Regions from separate parts of the Homo sapiens genome. Here region 1 is linked to region 2. The links are chromatin contacts, found by Hi-C or POLR2A ChIA-PET in ENCODE. All regions are on one chromosome and are shown on one strand. Each heading gives the region's core, a stretch centred on a gene start or an enhancer-like site at or near the end of the contact. The rest is flanking DNA. Distances are from core to core; before and after follow the strand shown. Region 1 overlaps OR1I1 (olfactory receptor family 1 subfamily I member 1). Region 2 has its middle 8.2 kb from the start of ADGRE2.

What was found. A loop is a pair of places that touch in the nucleus more often than their neighbours do. ChIA-PET counts read pairs that join two places held with the same protein, here RNA polymerase II (POLR2A). Pooled maps may share reads with other maps.
Region 1: a loop to region 2 is called in a pooled map, with 6 times the contacts of the local background. The contact joins two enhancer-like sites. A Hi-C loop is called at or near these places in 2 of 50 pooled maps. POLR2A ChIA-PET finds 5 or more read pairs at or near these places in 3 of 52 experiments (HCT116, MCF 10A and WTC11).

What each region holds. Positions count from the first base shown.
Region 1 is chr19:15,087,808-15,094,908 of GRCh38, forward strand. It overlaps OR1I1 (olfactory receptor family 1 subfamily I member 1), which reads left to right. Exons shown (of 2, transcript NM_001004713.2): 2 at 1-5,163. The coding sequence ends at 326. Among named protein-coding and RNA genes, the nearest start is that of OR1I1, 9.1 kb to the left of the region's middle. Within about 2 kb of position 4,409, at least 2 of the 41 ENCODE cell types and tissues checked have a DNase peak (open chromatin) inside an H3K27ac peak, as active enhancers do.
Region 2 is chr19:14,783,262-14,790,334 of GRCh38, forward strand. No RefSeq gene overlaps it. Among named protein-coding and RNA genes, the nearest start is that of ADGRE2, 8.2 kb to the left of the region's middle. RefSeq lists a cis regulatory region at 3,042-3,493 and an enhancer at 3,258-3,757. Within about 2 kb of position 2,055, at least 14 of the 41 ENCODE cell types and tissues checked have a DNase peak (open chromatin) inside an H3K27ac peak, as active enhancers do.

The DNA of each region.
Region 1 (7,101 bases), core at 3,159-5,658, 310 kb after region 2:
TGTCACTGTCCTATGGGACCATCTTTGCTGTGTACTTACAGCCCACATCCCCCAGCTCCTCCCAGAAGGACAAGGCAGCCGCCCTAATGTGTGGGGTGTTCATCCCCATGCTCAACCCCTTTATCTACAGCATACGGAACAAGGATATGAAGGCAGCCCTGGGGAAGCTCATCGGCAAAGTGGCCGTCCCCTGTCCTAGGCCAGAACAGTTATTGGATGTTTATCATGTTCCAGGATCACTGTTGGCTGCTAGGGACACAGAGATGCATCCCATCCCCTACCCTGGAGGAGTTCAGAGTCTAGCTGGGAACAGAGACATGGAATAAATCCTTCCAGTACAACGTGATAAATGTGTCATAAAGAGATGAACAAAGTGTATGAGCACCCAAAGGAAAGGTGTGCATTTTCCCCAGGATTTATCTTCCCCAAAAAGATCAGAATAGCAAGGATCAAACTGGCCTGAAATTAGCCCTCCTGGAGGATCAGCCTTTTAGGATTGCTATGTGAATAAGAGTAGTTGAAAACAAGAGACGTAGCTACACTCATTTTAGTATTGACAAAGGCCAGGTGTGGAAGCTCAAGCCTGTGATCCCAGCATTTTGGGAGGCCAAGGTGGAAGGATCACTTGAGGCCAGGAGTTTGAGACCAGCCTGGGCAACATACAGAGACCCTATCTCCACACACACACACAAAATCACTTTAGCAAGACATGGTGGTATACGCCTGTAGTCTCAGCTAATCAGGAGGCTGAGGCAGGCAGATCATTTGAGCCCAGGAGTTCAAGGTTGCAGTGAGCTATGACTGCACCACTGCACTTCAGCAGTTTGGGAAACTGAGCAAGATCTGTCACTCATAGGTAGATAGATAGATAGATAGATAGATAGATAGATAGATAGATAGATAGACAGACAGATAGATAGAGAGGATAAGATAAGATAGGTAGATAGGGTGGATAGATAAGATATGTAGATAGATAGATAGATAGATAGATAGATAGATAGATAGATAGATAGATATACAGATAGATACATAGATAGATAGGATAGATAGGTAGGTAGGTAGGTAGGTCAACCGATCGATAGATCTATCTATTGACAGACAGATAGATGATTGATTGATAGATAGATCATATAAGTAGATAGATGATAGATAGATAGATAGATAGATAGATAGATGAGATAGGTAGGTAGGTCAGTCGATCGATTGATCAATCGATCAACAGATAGATGATAGATAGATGGATGGATAGATAGAGATAGAGGAGGTAGGTAGATAGATAGATAGATAGATAGGTAGATACAGACAGCCCATGTATTAGCCAGTGTTTCCTAAGTGTTGTGGAAGAACTTTGAAAATATTTGCAAGTGAGATTAGCTCACGTGCTGTTCGCTTAGTCAGCCAGCAAGCCTCAGCCTCCTGGGGGGTCTTGAGACCTCCACTTGTAACTATGACTGTGGTTGGGGCTTACTTTCTCAATTCCCAACAGGCTTCCTGTCTCCCCACAACCCCCAGTCAAGGGGACTCTGATGCAGACGGTCCATCAATCGTAGTTTGGGAACACAGACCCTAGCCTAGCTCCAAAATCTATGTGTTTCCTGTGACATTCATCGCCTGACTCTGAACCCAGTATGATTCTACACGCAGGGTCAGCCACAGCAGATCAGGTGGCCCGGGGCACTTAAAAAGTTAGTGTTATGGGTTGAACTGTGGCTCCCAAAAAAAGATACGTGGGAGGCCAGGCGCAGTGGCTCACACCTGTAAACTCTGGCACTTTGGGAGGTTGAGTAGGGAGAATCATTTGAAGCTAGGAGTTCAGGACCAGCCTGAACAACATAGTGAGATCTCATCCCTACAAAAAATAAAAATGAAAAAAGAAAAAATTACCTGGGTGTGGTGGTGTGCACCTGTCATCTTAGTTACTCGGGAGGCTGAGACAGGAGGACCTCTTGAGCCAAGGAGGTCGAGGCTGCATGAGCTATGTTCCTGCCACTGCACTCCAGCCTGGGAAACAGAGCAAGGCCCTGTCTGCAAAAGTAATAATAATAAAATAAAAAAGATATGTTGAAGTCCTAACCCCAAGGACCTCAGAATGTGACCATATTTGAAGATAGGGTGTTTACAGAGGTCATTAGATTACAGTAAGGTCATTAGGTTGGTCCCTAATCTGATACGACTGGCGTCCTTATGAAAAGGGGAGATTTGGACACAGGCACCCACACACATGGAGACCGCCACATGAAGATGGAGGCAGAGATTGGGGTGATGCTCCTACAAGCCAAGGAATGCCAGGGACTGCCTGCAGACCACCAGAAGCCAGGAGAGGCGTGGAACAGGCTATCCCTCTCAGCCCTCAGAAGGAACCAAGGAATCAAAGCTGCTGACAACTGATCTTTTTTTTTTTTTTTTTTTTTTGAGACGGAGTCTTGCTCTGTCATCCCGGCTGGATGCAGTGGCATGATTTTGGCTCACTGCAACCTCCACCTCCCAGGTTCAAGCAATTCTCCTGCCTCAGCCTCCCAAGTAGCTGGGATTACAGGCACCCACCACCACGCCCAGCTAATTTTGTGTTTTTAGTAGAGATGGGATTTCACTATGTTGGCCAGACTGGTCTCAAACTCCTGGCCTCCAGTGATCTGCCCACCTCAGCCTCCCAAAGTGCTGGGATTACAAGCGTGGGCCACTGCACCTGGCCCAACACCTTGATCTCGGACTCTTAACCTCCAGAACTGTAAGACAACAAATTTCTATTGTTTAAGTCACCTAGTTCATGGTAATTTTTAAATTTTTTTTTCTTTTAGAGACAGACAGGATCTACTGTGTCACCCAGGCTGGAGTACAGTGGTGCAATCATAGCTAAAGTGCAACCTCACCTCAAACTCCTGGGCTCAAGCAATCCTCCTGCCTCAGCCTCCTGAGTAGTTGGGACTACAGGCCTATGCCACTGCAATCAGCTATATATATTTGTAGAGACAGGGTCTCACTATGTTGCCCAGGCTGGTCTCAAACTCCCGGCCTCAAGAGATCTGCCCTCCTCGGCTTCACAAAGTGCTGGGATTGCAGGTGTAAACCACCACACTCGGCCTGATTTGTGGTACTTTGTTGCAACATTGCTAGAAAACAAATGCAGTTAGTTTAAGAAATGTCAGCAACCTACAAAACCTACAAAGTGTCCCAGTACATCCTCTCAAGTTTACAATTGACCATGTGTTCTGGCCAAGGGACCCTGGGCTAGAACTGGAGAAAAGGATGAAGGATTTAGATTGCATGGATTCACTTACTGGGTATCAGCATGATGACAATAATGATGATGACAACCGAGATTTATTATCTGAACAATGCTAACTCCTTTATATGCACAATCTCAATAAGTGTTAAGCAACACCCCTACAAGGTAGGTGCAGAAGTAATTGTGGTTTTGCCACTGAAAGTAACAGCAGGCTGCGCATGGTGGCTCACACCTGTATTCCCAGCACTTTGGGAGGCCGAGGCGGGCAGATCACAAGGTCAGTAGATCGAGACCATCCTGACCAACATGGTGAAACCCCCTCTCTACTAAAAATACGAAAATTAGGCCGGGCACAGTGGCTCATGCCTGTAATCCCAGAACTTTGGGAGGCTGAGGTGGGCGGATCATGAGGTCAGGAGATCAAGACCATCCTGGCTAACATGGTGAAACCCCATCTCTACTAAAAATACAAAAAATTAGCCGGACATGTTGGCGGGCACCTGTAGTCCCAGCTACTCGGGAGGCTGAGGCAGGAGAATGGCCTGAACCCGGGAGGCGGAGCTTGCAGTGAGCCAAGGCCACGCCACTGCACCCCAGCCTGGGTGACAGAGCGAGACTCCTCCTCAATTTAAAAAAAAATACAAAACTTAGCCAGGCGTGGTGGCCCACACCTGTAGTCCCAGCTACTTGGGAGGCTGAGGCAGGAGAATGGCGTCAACCCGGGAGGCGGAGTTTGCGTGAGCCGAGATCGCCCCACTGCACTCCAGCCTGGGTGACAGAGCGAGACTCTGTCTCAAAAAAAAAAAAAAAAAAAAAAAAAAGTTTGTAATTTAAAAGTTTGAGCATCACTGGGCTAGATGGGGGTCCTGTAGATAACCGGGACCCAAATAGGCTTTAGGTACAGAGATACAGGAGAACCAGATTTGGGGTGCCGCTCTAGCCACTGTGTCCAGGAGGGAACCTTCCCAACCGCCCTAAAAGCTCTGAAAACTACAGTTAGAGAAGTGGCCACTAGGTGGCAATAATGTCATTTCACAAATTGGATTTAAAACGCTTTTTTTTTTTTTTTTTTTTTTTGGTTTTTGGTTGTTTTTTTTTTTTCCCCGGAAACTTGTATTCTAGCTGTGAACTGGCCCAGGTCCATGGCCCTTAGGTGTAATCTCCCCCTGGAAGGGCACAACAGGTGCAAAGTTTCCATGATGAGAAGGAGCCTGTGTTGTTTAAAGAAATCACGGAGACTGGTGTGGCCTGAGCCCAGAGTGACAGGGAAGCTGGGTTTGCAGGGGGCCCGTGGAGGGCACTGGGAGTAACACGGTGTGTGGACCACGGGGAGTGGGACCATGACAAGGTTTAAGGAGGATAGGGGGTGGGGCTGTGCTTCAGAACGAACCTGCCAGTTATCCATGCCATAGATCTGGAGTCAGCAAACTTTTTCTGTCAAGGTCCAGGTCGTCAATATTGTCAGCTTTAGGGACCTTACCATCTCCGTTGCAATGACTGAACTCTGCTGCTGTCTGGCGAAAGCAGCCATAGATGAGACATCAACGAATGGGCTTGGCTGTGTTCCACTAAAACTTTGTTTATAAACACAGAAGCTTCCATTTCATATCATAGTACATGTCATACCTTGTAGCCTTTGGGTTTGTTTTCAACCACTTTTAAAATGTTAAAACTACTCTAGGCCAGGTGCATTCACTCATGCCTGTAATCCCAGCACTTTGAGAGGCCAAGGGAGGAGGATTGCTTGAAGCCAGGAGTTCGAGACTGGAGTGGGCAACATAGTGAGACCTCCCCCATCTCTACAAAAATTTTTTAATTAGCTGGGCATGGTGGTGCATGCCTGTAGTCTCAGCTACTCAGGAGGCTGAGGAAGGAGGATCACTTAAGCCCAGGAGGTCAAGGCTGCAGTGAGCTATGATTGCACCACCGCACTCCAGCCTGGGGGATAGAGTAAGACCACTGTCTCTAAAAAACTTAAAAAATAAATAAATAAATAAAAATAAATGCAAAACTATTTTTATTTCAAGGGCTGGATTTAGCCTATGGGCCATAGGTTGCCAATCCTCGTATAGATGGATGGGAGTGACAAGAGTTAAGGGGACCAAGAAAGACCAAAAAGTGAGAGGTGAAGTGGGCTGAAAACCATCAGAAGATAAGGAGCTGGTGCCACAGGACCTTTGCAAATGCTGTTCCCTCTTCCTGACCCCTCCTGAGTAAATTCCTGCTTGGCATTGAGATTTCAGCACAAACTCCACTTCCTCAAGGAAGCCTCCCCTAACCTCCATCCCTTGCCCAGCTACATCAGTTGCCCTAATGTTACACTCGCTATCCCCTCTCTCATCATCACTCATCATTAGTGATCTCTTCATCACTGCAGTGGTTTTGTGGGGTCTTTTGTTTTGTTTTGAGACAGAGTCTTGCTCTGTCTCCCAGTCTGGAGTGCAGTGGGGCGATCCCGGCTCACTGTAACCCCCACCTCCTGGGTTCAAATGGTTCTCCTGCCTCAGCCTCCCGAGTAGTTGGGATTACAGGCACGCATCACCATGCCTGGCTAATGTTTTGTATTTTTAGTAGAAACGGGGTTCACCGTGTTTGCCAGGCTGGTCTCGAACTCCTGGCCTCAAGTGATCCACCTGCCTCAGCCCCCCAAAGTTCTGGGATTACAGGTGTTAGCTGCTGCACCCGGCCTCCTCACTGCAGTGGTTTTATATTAGTTTGTGTAACCCTTTGATTAATGTCTGTTTCACCCATTTGACTGAGCTGGGAGCTGGGACCTGAAATAGTGTTATCTTGTTTATCTTTGCACCTCTGTGCCCCTATGATTAGTACGGTAGCCACTCAATGTATGTTTTCTGGCCACGCACCGTGCCTCACACCTGTAATCCCAGCACTTTGGGAGGTGAAGGCGGGCAATCACCTGAGGTCAGGAGTTCAAGACCAGCCTGGCCAACCACGGCCAACGTGATGAAGCCCCATCCCTACTAAAAATACAAAAATTAGCCAGGCGTGGTTGCACGTGCCTGTAATCCCAGCTACTCAGGAGGCTGAGGCAGGAGAATCGCTTGAACCCGGGAGGCAAAGGTTGCAGTGACCCAAAATCATGACACTGCACTCCAGCCTGGGCGACAGAGCAAGACTCTTGTCTCAGAAGAAAAAAAAAAACAAAAAACACTTTTTTTCTTTATTTTAATTTAATCTTATTTTATTTTATTTATTTTATTTTTTGAGATGGACTCTCACTTTGTCGCCCAGGCTAAAGTGTAGTGGTGTGATCTTGGCTCACTGCAACCTCCGCTTCCCGTGTTCAAGTTATTCTCCTGCCTCAGTCTCCCAAGTAGCTGGGACTACAGGTGCCCGCCACCATGCCCAGCTAATTTTTCTATTTTTAGTAGAGGCGGGGTTTGACCATGTTGGCCAGGCTGGTCCCGAACTCCTGACCTCAAATAATCCACCCACCTCAGCCTCCCAAAGTGCTGGGATTATAGGCATGAGCCACCGCACCCAGCCACAAAATATATTTTCTGAATGAATGAATGAATGAGGCAGTGTGATGGAAAGGTTTTAGGAATACCGGATGGGGCAGCCAAAGTAGGCTGCTGAGTTGGAACAAAGATACCTGCAGTCAAGGTTAAGTGAGAGATGCACTCCTCCTTTGATATCCCCAACCTTCAGTTATGCCTGTCCCACACTCAGGTGCCTTGTGGGACTGGGACTCTGCTGAAATTAAGAAGCCAGGGGCCTCATCCCACAGAGCAAAACCAGCAAGATGGCGGGACTCCTTAATTCAGCAACAACAAAAGACAGAAAATAATCTGGAAATTCTCTAAAATCTTAGCAAGCATGCTGGAAGAGGTTTGAGCCAATCTTATCCAGTA
Region 2 (7,073 bases), core at 805-3,304:
GCTCATGCCTGTGATCTCAGCACTTTTGGAGGCCGAGGCGGGAGGATCCCTTGAGCCCAGGGGATCGAGACCAGCCTGGGCAACATGGTAAAACTCCATCTCTACCAAAAAATGCAAAAATTAGCCAGGAGTGATGGCATGTGCCTGGAATCCCAGCTACTCACGGGGCTGAGGTGGGAGGATCTCTTGAGCCCAGGAGTTCAAGGTTGCAGTGAGCTCTCGCCACTGTACTCCAGCCTGGGCCACAGAGTGAGACTCTGTCTCAGAAAATAAGTAAGTAAAATAAAGCTGATCATGGATAGACCGATGGTCCCAAGAATTACATTGTTTCATGAATTATATAAACCTGAGGCTCTATACAAATATTTAAAAAAGAATTTTAAAATGTGTAAAGGTTTTAAGGAGAAGCGATTAGAGGAAGCAAAGGAGAGAGTAGGGTGGGGGAGGGGAACAGCTCAGGGGTGGCTGTGGGGGTGGGGAACTGGTGGCAGCCAACAAGAAGCCCTGAGCTGGGAACGCTGTGTGACATTTGGTGGCATTTTTATCACCTTCTTGCAGCTCTCAGTGTCTTCCCCATTTTGCAAAATCTTCTGAGCAGGGTGGTGCCGATGTCCCGATAAGGATGGGGTCAGGCTTCTGGGGGGCACTGTGAGGATGGGGGTCTCAGAATCCTTCCCTTGACTTTCGATGGGTGGGGAAGGCCAGGGGAGGAAGGGGGCTTATTCAGGCTGGGTGCCCACCCGGGTCAACCCCTCCGCATGCCTCTGGGCCTCTTCTGTTGTGGGCTTGTGGGTTCCCGAGAATTAGGGCCATGGATGGCACTGACGGTCCCAGCCAGTACCAGAAAGAAACGATGGGAAAGCATTGATGAGAATCAACCCATCCCCAGGGCTCTGTCCCTCGGATGGAGGTCTCCCTTTCACTTCTTTCCAGGCATAGAAAACAGTTTGCGGCTCCTCAAAAAGTTACTTGCAGAGTGACCCTGTGATCCAGCCATTCTGCTCCTGGGTATACACCTGAGAAAACTGAAGGCAGACACTCAAACGGATACTTATGTTTATTTTTAAATTTAATTTAATTTAATTTTTTTGAGATGGAGTCTCTCTCTGTCACCCAGGCTGGAGTGCAGTGGCGTGATCTTGGCTCACTGCAACCTCCACCTCCTGAGTTCAAGCTACTCTCCTGCCTCGCCTCCCGAGTAGCCGAGATTACAGGTGTGTGCCACCACCCCTGGCTATTTTTGTGTGTGTGTGTGTGTGTATTTTTAGTAAAGACAGGGTTTCACCATGTTGGTCAGGCTGGTCTCAAACTCTTAATCTCAGGTGATTCCCTTGCCTCGGCATCCCAAAGTGCTGGGATTACAGGCGTGAAGCACCGCACCTGGCCTCATATAGTTACTTTTTGTGTATGGTTATGACGTAGGGTCTAAGTTCTTTCATTATTATTATTATTTTTTGCATGTGTATATCCTATTCTTGGGAAAATTTAAAGGGGATTATTTCTGTTTCTGGTAACGCGCGCGTTCATCCTGTGCTCCCCTGCCTGTAATTCTCCCACTAGGGTCAGAGTAGGGCTGGAAAAGCGAAAACCATAACTAGAAGAGACTTCCCCAACAGGATGTTGCCCAACCCTGGCAGGGCTGACGTCCAGCCTCCAGGGTCCTTACCGGCAGTGCAGTCACAGCTGTGACTAAACCCAGCCACCCACAGCCTGACGCCCCCACACCCTTGACCTTCCCTTTAGCTTCGGGCTTGAGCAGGCCTTTGATACTCAAATAGAGAAAGGAGACAGCAAGACCCCTGTGCCTTCTCAGAGGGGGCACCCCCTTCCCCGATGCCTTCACGGGTCCTGCCTCTCCGGGACCCAGCTTCCCTCCTGGCCACCCCACCACCTCCCCAGCCACACCTCATTTCCACCCATCTAGAGAGGGTGAAACACAAACACTCCTGGCAGCCCTGCCCGAGTGTGTCCTGGGACATGGTGGGGTGGGGGCTCCCCGACTCCTGGGAAGGGGAAGTCTGGGGTGGCCTGTCCTCCCAGCTCCTCGCCCCACTGGTTCCTCTCCCCATGAGTCATGGGAAAAAGCAACAAAACCAACCGCAGGGAGATATAATATCTCTTCCTGTATCTGTGACAGCTGTCTTGTTGGTCTGGCCGTCTGTTCTTCCTGTGAGCATCTGAATCCGTTCAGACCAAGCTCTTCCTCTCCTTGAGCACCCTCTATGGCTCCCACCTTACCCAGTAAAATCCAGTCTTCCCCAAGGCCCACAAGGCTTGGCTGTGTGATTTGCCCTGTCACCTCCAGCTCTCTTCCCCTCATTCACTTGGCTCCAGCCACAGCACCTTCCTCACTATTCCCCAAACAAATATACCAGGCCCAGTCCAGCCTCAGGGCCTTTGCATGTGCTGTTTTCGCCACCTGGAATACCTTTCCCTCAGAATTTTTTTTTATCTTTTAATTATTTTGTTTTTTGAGACAGAGTCTTGCTCTGTCACCCAGGCTGGAGTGCAGTGACACGATCTCGGTTCAACCTCTGCCCCCGCCCCCTGCCTCCCCGTTTTCAAGCAATTCTCCTGCCTCAGCCCCCTGAGTAGCTGGGATTACAGGCGCCTGCCACCACGCCTGGCTAATTTTTGTATTTTTAGTAGAGAGGGGGTTTCACCATGTTGGCCAGGCTGGTCCCGAACTGCTGATCTCAGGTGATCCACCCGCCTCGGCCTCCCAAAGTGCTGGAATTACAGGCGTGACCACTGTGCCTGGCCGAGACACTGCACCTGGCCTCTTCTTACTTTTAGAGACAGGGTCTTGCTCTGTTGCCCAGGCTGGAGTGTGGTGTTGCCTTCATGGCTCACTGCAGCCTCCACCTCCTGGGCTCAAGTGATCCTCCTGCCTCAGCCTCCTGAGTGGCTGGGGTTACAGGCCCGAGCCAGGCCTGTTCTGTTTCTTCTCTGTACTCGAAACCTACAGCAATGCTCTAGGTTTGCTCAATACACACAGTAGCTGCTCAATAAATGTGCATAAATAATACATGAACGATGAGTTCTAGCTGGGAAATGACAACTGGGAAAAGTGGGATGTGGAGGATAATTTAAGAGATGAGAGCTGTTTCCGAAACTCCTGGGGGGCCTGAGGCGCCCGGATCGGGGAGAAACGGGGGCGACCATCCACTTCCCCGGCAGTCGCACGCACCTCCCCTTGGCGGCCCACAGATGGCGCTGGCTCCACGCGCTGCAGCGGCGGGAAGCCGGAGGTGGGAAAACCCAAGCTTTAGCCCCCTCCCCTGTCTGGCTGCTGGGGTCAGTTCCTGGCCCGGATTAGGATGCCAAGCCCGGGCACCCTGCTTGGGGTCCCACCTCCTGGTAGACGGGCTTTTTGGTCAAATGAGGGGAATCTGAGAAGAGTGGGGGTGGTCCACTCTGTGGTCCTCCCTCTGTCCACGCATGCTCTGATTTCCCCATTCCTAAAACTAGTTCAGCAGCTCCATGCCTGGGGGAGGGGTGAACGCACTTAACCATGTTCGTGTTCTGCCTTAACTTTATATAGGTTAGAGCTGGGCGCAGCGCTTGGTGTCAGTGGGTCCTGGGTGCACATTTGTGGAACAGTGAATGGGTGAATCCCTGTTTTACAGATGGGGAAACTGAGGCTCAGGAAGGCGATGCGGCTCACCCAGGTTCATAGAGCCAGAAAATGGCAAGGCTGGGATCGGAGACACCAGGCCTGCGTGAGTCCAGAGTCAGCTCGTTTTTTTTTTTTGATTGTTTGTTTGCTTGGTTTTTTTTTTTTTTTTTTTTTTTGAGACAGGGTCTCTGTCACCCAAGCTGGAGTGCAGTGGCAGGATCTTGGCTCACTGCAACTTCCGCCTCCTGGGTTCAAGCGATCTCCTGCCTCAGACTCCTGAGTAGCGGGGATTGCAAGCGCGTGCCACCATGCCCAGCTAATTTTTTGCATTTTTGGTAGAGACAGGGTTTTACCATGTTGGCCAGGCTGGTCTCGAACTCCTGACCTCAAGTGATCTGCCTGCCTCGGCCTCTCATAGTGCTGTTGCCCAACCTCAAAAAACGAAAACGGGAAGTTTTTGTCAACAGGAGCGTGGGAACCGGAAATCCTTGCTTCCGATACCGGAAGTCAGAGACCACACATTTGCAGGGAGCGAAATTGAGGTCCCAGTGCGGGGGCCTGCAGAAATCCAGGAATAGGACTCAGGGATCTAGGGCTGGGATGTTGGTGGTTCTGAGCGCCCAGGAAATAGGAGTTCTATGAGAGTAAGTATGAGAAATTGGAAGAATGCAGAGCTTGGAAAGGAATTGGAGGGAGTCAGAGAATGAGGGAGACTACTGTGAGCTGGGAGGGACCAGCCAGAGTGGCGCCAGTGTCCCGTGGTTCAGGAGTTTTGATAAGAGAATGCAATAAACTAGAATTGCACTAGAGTTAAAAAAAATTAATTATAGTTTATTTTTTTGAGACAGAGTCTCTCTCTGTCGCCAGGCTGAAGTGCAGTGGCAGGATCTTGGCTCACTGCAACCTCGGCCTCCCAGGTTCAAGCGACTCTCCTGCCTCAGCCTCCTGAGTAGCTGGGCCTACAGGCGCGTGCCACCATGCACAGCTAATTTTTGTATTTTTAGTAGAGACGGGGTTTCACCATGTTTGCCAGGATGGTCTGGATCTCTTGATCTCGTGATCCGCCTGCCTTGACCTCCCAAAGTGTTGGGATTACAGGTGTGAGCCACTGCGCCTGGCCCAATTATAGTTATTTTAAATTCCCTATTAGTTTATTTCTAAGTCTGGTTTCTGCTGATTTCTCTGTGGTTTGTGTTTTCTTGCTTTTGCTTGTGCTTCATAATGTTTTTCGAGACGGAGTCTCACTCTGTGCCCAGGCTGGAGTGCAGTGGTGTGATCTTGGCTCATTGCAACCTCCACTTCCTGGGTTCAAGCAATTTTCCTGCCTCAGCCTTCCAAGTAGCTGCGACTACAGGTGCACATCATCACGCCGTCTAATTTTTTGGATTTTTAGTAGAGACAGGGTTTCGCCATGTTGGCCAGGCTGGTCTTGAACTCCTGACAGGTGATCTGCCTGCCTCGGCCTCCCAAAGTGCTGGGATTACAGGTGTAAACCACCGTGGCTGGCCCGTGTTTCATAATTTTTGATTGAATGCTGGACAATTTGTGTAGGGCAGCTGACAATGAGGTATTATTTATGACTGGAAATGAGCACATCTTTATATTATTTCTCCTAAGCTATTTTTGTGGGAGGTTAAGTCTGTCTGGAATCAGGTTAAGTCTGTCTGTAATCAGTGAACCCCAGGCTTCAGTTTATTTGAGTGTTACTTTGGTGTCTTGTGTTGGGGTGAGGGCTCTCTTTGCAAGAGGGTTTGTTTGTCTCATAGTTGTTCTACCTTCAGCTGTGGCTCTTCCCTATGTAGCTGCATTTCAGAGAGAGTCTCTCCACATTCTTTGCACTCCTGCAGAGTTCTAATACTTTCATCAGTGACCACTCTTGGGGCTATTAAATTCATTAAAAATTTAGATGAATTCTTCTTAGTCACTTGTATTGACACCCAGATAACTTCCTTTTGTGCTCTGCCTTAGGTTCGCCACTACTCCTTATGGTCTCTCTTTAGACACTCCTGTCTTTCCTTTGGTTTCAGGCTACTTTCTTGTCCCATTACCTCTGTTCTCTAATGGGTTCAAGAAAATTAATGGTTTTGTAGTTTATTTGGATTTTCTTATTCTTGGGTTTGGAGCCATACTCATTTTCATTTTCTATTTTCTAGGCAGAAGTAGAGATCCCCTCCATTTTTTCCTAACGTTTTAATAATTTTATTTTTAATTTTTAGATTTTAAATCCATCACCTTATAGCCATACATATTCACAGTTTTATAAAACATCTATTGACAAAATTAACTTTGTGCAGAGAAAAAAGCATTTGATCTGGATGTCTAGGAATTCATGAGAGTATACCCTTAATGAATTAAGAACTAATTAATGCATTTGCTTTCCTGACACTTTTATTTATAATTTTAAAACATAGAAAAAATTCAGAAGATTGATACAATAAACACTCATATATCATCCATAGAGATGGAACAATATTATTATAGTGGCACCCTAGAAAACATCTCTCTCTATATACACAGATTTACACATACAAAACATTGGTAGTCAGTGGCAGATATCATGGCACTTCCATCTTTTTTTTTTTTTTGCAGCAGAGTTTCGCTCTTGTTGCCCAGGCTGGAGTGCAATGGCCCGATCTCAGCTCACTGCAACCTCCGCCTCCCGGGTTCAAGCGATTCTCCTGCCTCAGCCTCCTGAGTAGCTGGGATTACAGGCGTGTGCCACCACACCTGGCTAATTTTGTATTTTTAGTAGAGACAGGGTTTCTCCATGTTCGTCAGGCTGGTGTCAAACTCCTGACCTCAGGTGATCCACCCACCTCGGCCTCCCCAAGTGCTGGGATTACAGGTGTGAGCCACCGTGCCCGGCCAGCACTTCTGTCTTAAATAATTCTTCAACAAATTCTAAGAATAAGAATGTTCTTTATATAACCATGATACTATTATTACACCCAAAGGAATAAATAATTTCACAATAACTTTTAATATGTAATGCATAGTCAAATTATCCCGCTTGACTCCAAAATATCTTTTATACTATATATTTGAACTAGAGTTTCCACCAAAACTGATATTGAATTTGATTGTTTTTCTGGTTTTGTGTCTTAATCTAGAGTAGCTACTGGCCACTTTTTTCATGATAATGACTTTAGAAGAGTCTAGGTCAATTTTCTTGTTGAATGTCTCATGTTCTGGATTTGCCAGTTTGTTTCCTCATCATGTCACTTAACTTCTTCTGTCCCTCATATTTCATGTAGATTGAAGGTTAGATCTAGAAGAACGGGGCCACCAAACTTTTTCTATAAAGAGTCAGATAGTAATTTTTTTTTTTTTTTTGGTTTTGTGGCCTTATAGTCTCTGTTACAACAACTCAACTCTGACATTGTAGGTTGAAAGCAGCTGTCAATAATACATCAGTGAATAAGTGTAGCCATGTTCCAATAAAACCATATTTGTA